Linked DNA regions of Homo sapiens: region 2 is linked to region 1. Evidence: chromatin loops called from intact Hi-C (ENCODE). Cell type or tissue: mesothelial cell of epicardium. All regions are shown on one strand.

The links. A loop is a pair of places that touch in the nucleus more often than their neighbours do. Peaks named below come from ENCODE experiments on the same cell type or tissue, not always from the same donor. Only the 100,000 strongest peaks of a DNase experiment are listed, where the experiment ranks them.
Region 2: it touches region 1 in a loop (27-fold over the local background); 1 of 110 quality-filtered maps calls a loop at or near these places.

Annotation. Positions count from the first base shown.
Region 1 is chr3:41,074,844-41,079,843 of GRCh38, reverse strand. No RefSeq gene overlaps it. Among named protein-coding and RNA genes, the nearest start is that of CTNNB1, 120 kb to the left of the region's middle. In mesothelial cell of epicardium, no CTCF peak of the experiment used is centred here; no DNase peak of the experiment used is centred here.
Region 2 is chr3:40,906,265-40,911,264 of GRCh38, reverse strand. LOC105377043 (a long non-coding RNA gene) reads right to left here. Exons shown (of 3, transcript XR_007095885.1): 3 at 1-317. Among named protein-coding and RNA genes, the nearest start is that of CTNNB1, 290 kb to the left of the region's middle. In mesothelial cell of epicardium, no CTCF peak of the experiment used is centred here; DNase peaks (open chromatin) are centred at 2,734, 2,924 and 3,074.

The sequences.
Region 1 (5,000 bases):
GAAAAGGATCAAAATTTATAGAGTATCTTTTAGAGTACTAGCATGGTCATTTCATTACCAACTTTGCAAAATAGGTATCATTGATCCCATTTTATAGACGAATAAGTTGAGTCTGATGGATAACTTGCTATGTGAGGGACCCAAGCCTGCTAATTCTACACTTTTGCACACTCTCACTTTATTGCCTACAGAAGAGCTCAGAAGGAGAGGGAGGGAGAGGGGGACGGGAAGTAGAACTGTCCCTGGGGTAGAAATAAATTGGAGTGCTGGACATGTGCATTAGGAGCCTACTAGGCTGTATTGCAGATGACTCAGTATGCAATGGGCAGGAAGGAGGGGTGAAGAGAGGAGTAGGCAGTTTTCTCCAAAGCTGCTTTACAACAACATCCCTGAGTGTGAACATAAGTGAGTCTACATGTCTATCTCTGCCTCTTCTACACATACCTTTGCAGGTTGCTGTGTGGAGTTTTTTGGTGCCTTCTTTTCTAATTTAACTTGATTTCCTTGAGGATGGCAGAGCTGGACATGTTCAGGAAACCTCAGAAAAAGAGCTGTATGTCACTAAGTCAGGAAGAGGGCCCAGAGGTCAGGGTTTCTCATCTGGGGCCATCAATACCGGCCTCCTTCTAGCTCTGTCAGACACTTGGCCCCTTCTGGGTACTCTGGCAGAGTTTGGTACCATTCTCTCACACTGAAGAGAGACCCTCATAGGTAGAGGCATTGCAAGCTGCAGGCTGTGGCTCACATTGCAATGTAGCTGTATCAGCCATGATTTTTAGTTACAGGCATCAGCCAACTCTGGCTGACTGAAGCCGAAGAGAGTTTGATGCAAAGAACACTGGGTGGCTGGAGAATCAGTAGGAATGCTGACAGTAAGGCTGGAGAATAAGCAGCCTGGAGCAGCACCGAGAATCACATGGTGGAAGGAGTCTGGAGAAACTTCTACTGCTTCAGCCATTGAATGTTGGGCACTATCATTGGCATCACAGTCACCTCTGTGCACAAACTTGAACCTGCAGTAGGGAGAGAGAGAACTCCACCCTTCCTGTGTCTAGCTCCAGAGTCAAAACCCAGGGTGGCACATGGTGGATGGATCCTGTGTACAGCCTGTGCCTGGCTGCAAAGGCTGCTGGGAAAGCCAGTTGCTGCATTTTTGGCATCTACAGTGGGAAGCAGCCACTGAAGACAATGAAGACTCATGAAGTGGGAACTTCTCAATGAAAAAGGAGTTCAAATATTGGGTGGCCAAATAAAATGATAAATATTCACTATCATTGCCTTAGTTGAGAATCGAGAAGCTGGGGGCAGTGTGAGGGTACTGATGGCAACATTCTCTAACAGGTATTGAGTGATTATTCTCTGGGCTAACTATTCTAAATGCAGTATCTCATTTAATCCTTCCGACAAATCTCCCAGGCAATTACTAATATTGTACCTATTTTCCAAAGGAGACAACTGGATTGTAGACATGACTGTGGCACATACCTAGTAGGTGTCTGAGCTGAGGTTCTGGCGTAGGCAGTCTGTCTTCTGAGACTGTGCTCACATTTTCATGATTGAGGGCTGGTGAGGAACTCTAGGGGTATTTCTTTAAGTTAAAGCATTAAAACCAGCTGTCCCTAGTGCTCATCATTCCAATTATGCCACATTAACTCCAGTCTTTTAAAAATCCCGTCTCAAGGTACTTCTAGGAGTCTCCAAGATGGCTTGTGTGAACACGTGTCAGACCAGGTTATTGGAGGCCACCGTGCTGTCACCTTCCTCTGCCAAGTCCAGGCCCACTGTGGGGACCGCTGTCCAGGCTTAGAAACTCCGGTATGAACACTGGTGGGCGGGCACTCTCCCGTAGCTGCCCTTGGCCACAATGGAGATCTCCCCTGGCCCTCTCCCAGACTGAGTCACCTGTACTACACAGTTTGCCCTGTTTGACACAACTGCCAGCCAAACCTGAGATCCTCCTGGGTCACTGGCCATGCCCAGGAGAGGCCTCGAGGAGCCAATCTTTGCAGCCCAGCCACAGATGCTCTTGGCCATCAAGGAGCTTTACTGAGCCCTGTCAGGGGACAGGAGGATTCACTTCCCTCAGCTCCCCTCTGTGAGACACCTATAGTAAGGCTACAGATTTCAAAGGGACGCCAAATTTGGTTGTTTCCACCAGCGAAACCCATTTTTGCCCTAGGGCCCACATAGATCATCAGCATAGTGATGTCAGCAGCACCCTTCAGGCCCAGGGGCAGAAAACTGCTGGTTGTGACATCCTTCCTCTTCTCCTCCCCTTTAAAGACCCTGCCTTCCTTTTTCATAATTGGCTCAAATCACTCTCCTCCCACTCTGATCTCACATTCATTAATTCATCTGGTCAACATCAAATATTCATTATGCACCAATTATCTGTAAAACGGGGATAGGAATAATGATATTTCATTGTCTTGGTTTCGGTCTTCGTGCAAGCAGACTTGAGACAAGGGCTTGGTTGCAGGCTTTTTATTCGGGAGGTGATCCCAGGAAGCAGGAGTGAGGGAGCAGGAAGATTGAGCAGGGAAGGAGGAAAACAGTAACCTAAGGGTGTGCTATTGGTTACTGCTGCTGGCAGTGGGAGCCCAAGTGCATTGGCACATCTGAGAAGCACACAGAAGCATCCCAGGATTGTCCTCCTGAAGGAAGGGAGGCAAGAGCATTTATCCATAGCTCCTAGCCCCCTTGGTAGATAGTTGCCTTGGGACAGGGAGTGAGAGGTTGGGGGTTACCTGCCCTGACCTTTAGAGGGCTGAGCTGATTTCTGCAGCTTTAGCAAGTCTTTAAGGCAGAGAGGAGCAAGCCATGGGCACATGCCTAAGTGGCACTGTCCAAGGAAGAAGCTCCTCCTTGCAGTTGGACTGAAGTCAAGAGTGGGATGAGGGGCCGTGATACAGCACGGAAAACATACACTACACTTTCTCATGAAGTAGTTACCATTAACTGAGTTAATTTATGTAAAACACCTAGAACAATACCTGCCCCCAATAAGGCTATATGTGTGTGTTTGCTGCTATTATTTGTGTGACTATTACATGTGCCTGGTGCTTCTCCAGGCTCTGTAGGTAACACTCTCATGAGACTTACTTTCAGCTCACAAAACATGCCTTGTTTATGTGTCAAAGCTCTGATTCTTGATACTGTCCAAGTTCTTTTGCCAGGAGATTCTCAGCCCCCATGTTTGGGGATGGCCAGGGGACATGGCCCCACTTGACTGCCTGCCTTGCCAGTATCTCTGATCCATTTTGGAGGCCTGCCCTGCCATGCTCTGCTTCCCAGGATCCTGAACAAGGATTTGAGAACTAAGGTTTGAATTCTGCATATGAAACAGTCAAACTCAAGTTGTCCATCTGCTGGGAAAAGAAAATAGCTTCAGAGCAAAGTCACTTGCCTTTTAATAATTGATGGATAAAAGATTGCAGCATGTGCAAAAACACACTTTCCAGATCTGCCACTAAGAACGGTTCGGGCAGAAGAAACTGCTCTTTCCATTGCCCCAGAGGCCAGGCCTGCCCTCAGCTAATCTGGTGACCTAATCCTTTCACATGGGGGAGGACCAGAGCATTTGCATACAAGCAATGAATGCATCTTTCCACCAGAGGCTTCCAGAGGCAAGTCCAATCTAGTTAGTGCTTATCTGTCCAAGCTGGCTGACCTTCTCCCAGTGCACAGTCCAGTCCCAAGTCCTCCCACCCCTGCCTTGTTCCCAGAACGAGTCTTGACTATTCTAGCCTCATACCTCGTCCCTAAGTTGCAACACTTGATATGGCTCCTTGAGGACTGCCTTGGCCATCTCCTTGTTGCCGCTCCCACTGACTGCTTGGGTTTCAGCAGTTCACGGCTTCACGAGGCAACCCCTCCCTCTTGGTTCTATGATAACATAACCGGTCACAGGCCTTTTGCCCAGCCCAGGCACTGAGGGACTGGGACCTGCCCTGGCCCCATCTTGGCTTTCACAAATGGGAGCTGGTGAGGTCTCACCCAGGTGAAACCCGGAATTCACTTTCCTTTCAAATGTTAATATGTTGCTGTGAAAACATGCCTTTATCAGTCCAGAATCCTGTGTCTGTAATCTCAATATCTAAAAGCTCTGAAAGCCAAAAGTTGGTTATAATCTGCATGGTAGCAAAATCTAACAGGGTTAATTTCATTTTCCAGAATTATCTGACCTGCACTAAGTGGAGGCTATCTATTGCCTTTATTGATCTCATTTGGTGTGAATACGCATACATGCTGCTGGAGAAATATTAATGTCATTGATTACGAGGTGTCCCAGAGCTCACTGGGGTGTTGATGTATGAAGTGGTATGTGCACCAAACTGCCTTTCTAAAATACATTCTGAATTCTGAAACATACCTGGCCCCAAGATTTTGGATGAGGAATTTAGGCCTGTATTAAAATTAACCCAGGGAGGGTTAGGGCCTGGGAGAAGTGACCATGAGTGGCCATTGTTATCTAAAGCTAATGCAGGGAGCCAGGGGCAGCAGTGGCCTGAGTTAAATATCACTGGATCCTTTAGTATAATTACAGAGTCAGGACTTAAGGAGAGTCATTGACATCCCTTTCATCAAAAAGAAAAGAAAGAATTGCTCCCTGTAATCCATACCCATTAATTCAGCATCTCCCCTAGATAGCTGAAACCCCTTCAGAAAGACTGGAATATTTTCTAGATAATAAATCTGGGTCTTTATCTTTCCCTTTTCTTCTTTCCCCTCTTCCCTTTGCCCCATCCCTGAACTTCCCCCTCTTCTTGTGTTTTTGTCCATAAAAGAGCAGCTTCTGTCATTCATGTGACAATGAGCCTCCTTAGGTAATTAAAGGGGAGTCTGCAGCCTGAACTACAAGTGAGAGGTCATCTTTTTCAGCTTATAGTCCTACCTCTACTGGGAGTGTGATTCTGGGGACAAGAAGGAAGAAACGGTGCCAAAGCGCATGGATGGCCAATTGTGCGCCTGGCTCTTCCATGTGGAGTAGGCAGTGGGGC
Region 2 (5,000 bases), 170 kb after region 1:
TGAGAACCTCAGAATGTGATCTTATTTGGAAAGAAGGTCTTTGCAAATGTAATTAGTTAACTATAAAGATGAGATCTCACTGGTTAAGGAGGATGCTAAATCCAGTGGCTGATGTCCTTATAAGAAAAGGAGAGGACACAGAGAGATACAGAGACGACCATATGCAGATGGAGGCAGAGATGGGACTTACCTGCCATAAGCCAAGGAATAATGAGAACCACCAGAAGAGGAGGAGGCAAGGAAGGATTCTTCCCAAGAGGCTGCAGAGAGGACATGGTCTTGCCAACACCTTTATTTTAGATTTCTGGTCTTCATAACTGTGAGAGAAAAAAAATTATGTTGTTTTAAACCACCAAGTTTCTGGTAATTTGTTATGGCAGCCCACAGAAATTAATGCAGCCTGCAAAGCGCTCAATAGGGTGCTTATCACATAGAAAATAATTGATAAATGCCTCCAATAATTATTATTTACACCTCGTAATGTTCAAGCATCAATCAGAGCATTCTGCAGTAGGTGGCAGAAGTATGACAGTTGCAAAGTCTGAAAGGCTAAGGTTAGAATAACAGGCTTTATTAATTGAGAATCTGCATCTTTTTCTATTTTTTTTCCACCCAAATCCCAAACCCTACCACTAAAAACAAAAACAAACTTTATTTAAACAACTAACTTTAACTATACAACTTGACACTAAATTTTAAAAGAATCCACAGCAATAAAAAAATTCGTAAGAAATAGGTATCTAGGTTCAGTTTGGACAATTTTTCGAACTATAAACCCTAATTATCTATATAGCTTAAGCTAACTGTGGCATTAATTCCCAAATTTCCTTGTAAAATATTGTGCTAGCGCTGAGGGGAAAAAAAAAAAAAAAAAAAAAAGACAGTGAAGAATACAAGTGGCATGGCTGCCTACATCAAACGGTTACAAAAGAAAAAGGACTCTGGGGCCAGGCATGGTGGCTCACGCCTGTAATCCCAGCACTTTGAGGGGCCGAGGCAGGTGGATCACAAGGTCAGGAGATCAAGACCATCCTGGCTAACATGGTGAAACCCTGTCTCTACTAAAAATACAAAAAACAAATAAATAAAAAATTAGCCAGGCGAGGTGGCATGCACCTGTAGTCCCAGCTACTCGCGAGGCTGAGGCAAGAGAATCACTTGGACCCAGGAGGTGTAGGTTGCAGTGAGCCGAGATTGCGCCACTGCACTCCAGCCTGGGCTACAGAGTGAGACTCTGTCTCAAAAAGAAAAAGAAAAAAAAAGAAAAAAAAGGGACTCAGGGCAAGTGTAAAGATTCTGTTTGACAAGCAGGAGGGAGTATTTCCAGAGGGGAGCCAGCAAACAGGACAAAGAGGACAAGTGCCATGAAATACAACCTAAGACGCTGTGCCCTGGCCCACTATGGCAGTGGCAGAAAGGTTGAAATACTTCTTAAGTTTCAAACCTCAAAACAAGGCTTAGAATTTCATTAGAGCCTACAGCTTATACTCTTTAAAAACCAACACCACCAATGTCACATAGGGTTAAGGGTTGGGCCACTCAGGATGGTGATCTCAGAATGGAGGGTCCACCTCCTGTGAGTGTGACACAGACTATGAATGAACAGCTGAAGCACGTCTTCCCAAGCTGGCTTCCCAGTCCAATACACCTGCCCACTCCCCTGGTCACCTACCACGACCCCACCTGTGGAAATGGCCATGTCTCTACCACTTTCCTTGGCCCTTAAATATCATTCATAGGTCCACAGGCAGATGCCTCACCCAAGCTGACCCAATCAGACTCTGCTGTGGGAATCTGAAGTTTAGAATATATACAAATATGAACTAGCAGTCTTTCCAGCAGAGTCACATTAATTGTAGACAAAGAGGTAGTGTGAAACTGCAGACTTGGCTGGGTGTTGTGGCTCATGTCTGTAATCCCAGCAGTTTGAGAGGCAGAGGCAGGTGGATGACCCAAGGTCAGGAGTTTGAAACCAGCCTGGCCAACATGGTGAAACCCTGTCTCTAGTTAAAATACAAAAATTAGCCAGGTGTGGTGGTGAGTGCCTATAATCTCAGCTACCTGGGAGGCTGAGGCACAAGAATTGCTGGAACCTGGGAGGCAGAGTTTGCAGCGAGTGCAGATTGCACCACTGCACTCCAGCCTGGGCGACAAAGTGAGACAGTGTCTCAAAACAACAACAACAAAACAAACAAACAAACAAAAACAAGAAAGAAACTGCAAACTTGCAGGGCTGTGGACTCCACACAGCTCTGATCCCAGCCTTCCTGGGGCTGGGGTTTCCCTGTTTCTCGGATTCCATGAGCTACCTTAGCATTTTTTAGTAAATTCTCATAATTTATTAATTAATGGCTTCCATTGCTTGTACTAGTACCATAGCCGTGTCCTCTGGGTCACACCCAGGGTGTAAGTTGTATGGATGGCCTCCCTGGCCAGGCAAAGGGTGTGCCGCAAGGAGTACTGGTAAATAAGCCAATCAACACAGCAGCTGAGCATCAGTAATGCAGTGGATAGGTGGGGATTATCTTAGTGGCTGGCACAGAATCTCAGATAACACACTGGCTGAACATCAATAATGAAAGGGGTTAGGTAGAATTACTTAGTAGCTGGTACCAAACTCCTCTTTAGTGGAGTGAACTGTCTTTGTCTAAAACATTTTTTTAAATAAAAAAATTATTCACTCCTGATCCAGCGAGGCGTCCATTGCCGCTCCCGATCGGGCTAAAGACTCACCATTGTTCCTGCACGGCTAAGCGCTCAGGACTTCGAAATCTTCTGAAATGTACCTTCACAAACCCCTTGGGAGATTTCAAAGAAACAGACAACTTATTTGAGGAGCCAAGATGGCCAAATAGGAACAGCTCCGGTCTACAGCTCCCAGCGTGAGCGACTCAGAAGACGGGTGATTTCTGCATTTCCATCTGAGGTAACGGGTTCATCTCACTAGGGAGTGCCAGACAGTGGGCGCAGGTCAGTGGGTGTGCCCACCGTGCGCCAGCCGAAGCAGGGCGAGGCATTGCCTCACTCGGGAAGCGCAAGGGGTCAGGGAGTTCCCTTTCCTAGTCAAAGAAAGGGGTGACGGACGGCTCCAAGAAAATCGCGTCACTCCCACCCCAATACTGCGCTTTTCCGACAGGCTTAAAAAATGGCGCACCACAAGATTATATCCCACACCTGGCTCGGAGGGTCCTACGCCCACGGAGTCCCACTGATTGCTAGCACAGCAGTCTGAGATCAAACTGCAAGGCGGCAGCGAGGCTGGAGGAGGGGCGCCCACCATTGCCCAGGCTTGCTTAGATAAACAAAGCAGCTGGGAAGCTCGAACTGGGTGGAGCCCACCACAGCTCAAGGAGGCCTGCCTGCCTCTGTAGGCTCCACCTCTGGGGGCAGGGCACAGACAAACAAAAAGACAGCAGTAACCTCTGCAGACTTAAATGTCCCTGTCTGACAGCTTTGAAGAGAGCAGTGGTTCTCCCAGTACGCAGCTGGAGATCTGAGAATGGGCAGACTGCCTCCTCAAGTGGGTCCCTGACCCCTGACCACCGAGCAGCCTAACTGGGAGGCACCCCCCAGCAGGGGCACACTGACACCTCACATGGCAGGGTACTCCAACAGACCTGCAGCTGAGGGTCCTGTCTGTTAGAAGGAAAACTAACAAACAGAAAGGACACCCACACCAAAAACCCATCTGTACATCATCATCATCAAAGACCAAAAGTAGATAAAACCACAAAGATGGGGAAAAAACAGAACAGAAAAACTGGAAACTCTAAAAAGCAGAGCGCCTCTCCTCCTCCAGAGGAACGCAGTTCATCACCAGCAACGGAACAAAGCTGGACGGAGAATGACTTTGACGAGCTGAGAGAAGAAGGCTTCAGACGATCAAATTACTCTGAGCTACGGGAGGACATTCAAACCAAAGGCAAAGAAGTTGAAAACTTTGAAAAAAATTTAGAAGAATGTATAACTAGAATAACCAATATAGAGAAGTGCTTAAAGGAGCTGATGGAGCTGAAAACCAAGGCTCGAGAACTACGTGAAGAATGCAGAAGCCTCAGGAGCCGATGTGATCAACTGGAAGAAAGGGTATCAGCAATGGAAGATGAAATGAATGAAACGAAGCGAGAAGGGAAGTTTAGAGAAAAAAGAATAAAAAGAAACGAGCAAAGCCTCCAAGAAATATGGGACTATGTGAAAAGACCAAATCTACGTCTGATTGGTGTACCTGAAAGTGATGGGGAGAATGGAACCAAGTTGGAAAACACTCTGCAGGATATTATCCAGGAGAACTTCCCCAATCTAGCAAGGCAGGCCAACGTTCAGATTCAGGAAATACAGAGAACGCCACAAAGATACTCCTCGAGAAGAGCAACTCCAAGACACATAATTGTCAGATTCACCAAAGTTGAAATGAAGGAAAAAATGTTAAGCGCAGCCAGAGAGAAAGGTCGGGTTACCCTCAAAGGGAAGCCCATCAGACTAACAGTGGATCTCTCGGCAGAAACTCTACAAGCCAGAAGAGAGTGGGGGCCAATATTCAACATTCTTAAAGAAAAGAATGTTCAACCCAGAATTTCATATCCAGCCAAACTAAGCTTCATAAGTGAAGGAGAAATAAAATACTTTACAGACAAGCAAATGCTGAGAGATTTTGTCACCACCAGGCCTGCCCTGAAAGAGCTCCTGAAGGAAGCGCTAAACATGGAAAGGAACAACGGGTACCAGCCGCTGCAAAATCATGCCAAAATGTAAAGACCATCGAGACTAGGAAGAAACTGCATCAACTAACGAGCAAAATAACCAGCTAACATCATAATGACAGGATCAAATTCACACATAACAATATTAACTTTAAATGTAAATGGACTAAATGCTCCAATTAAAAGACACAGACTGGCAAATTGGATAAAGAGTCAAGACCCATCAGTGTGCTGTATTCAGGAAACCCATCTCACGTGCAGAGACACACATAGGCTCAAAATAAAAGGATGGAGGAAGAT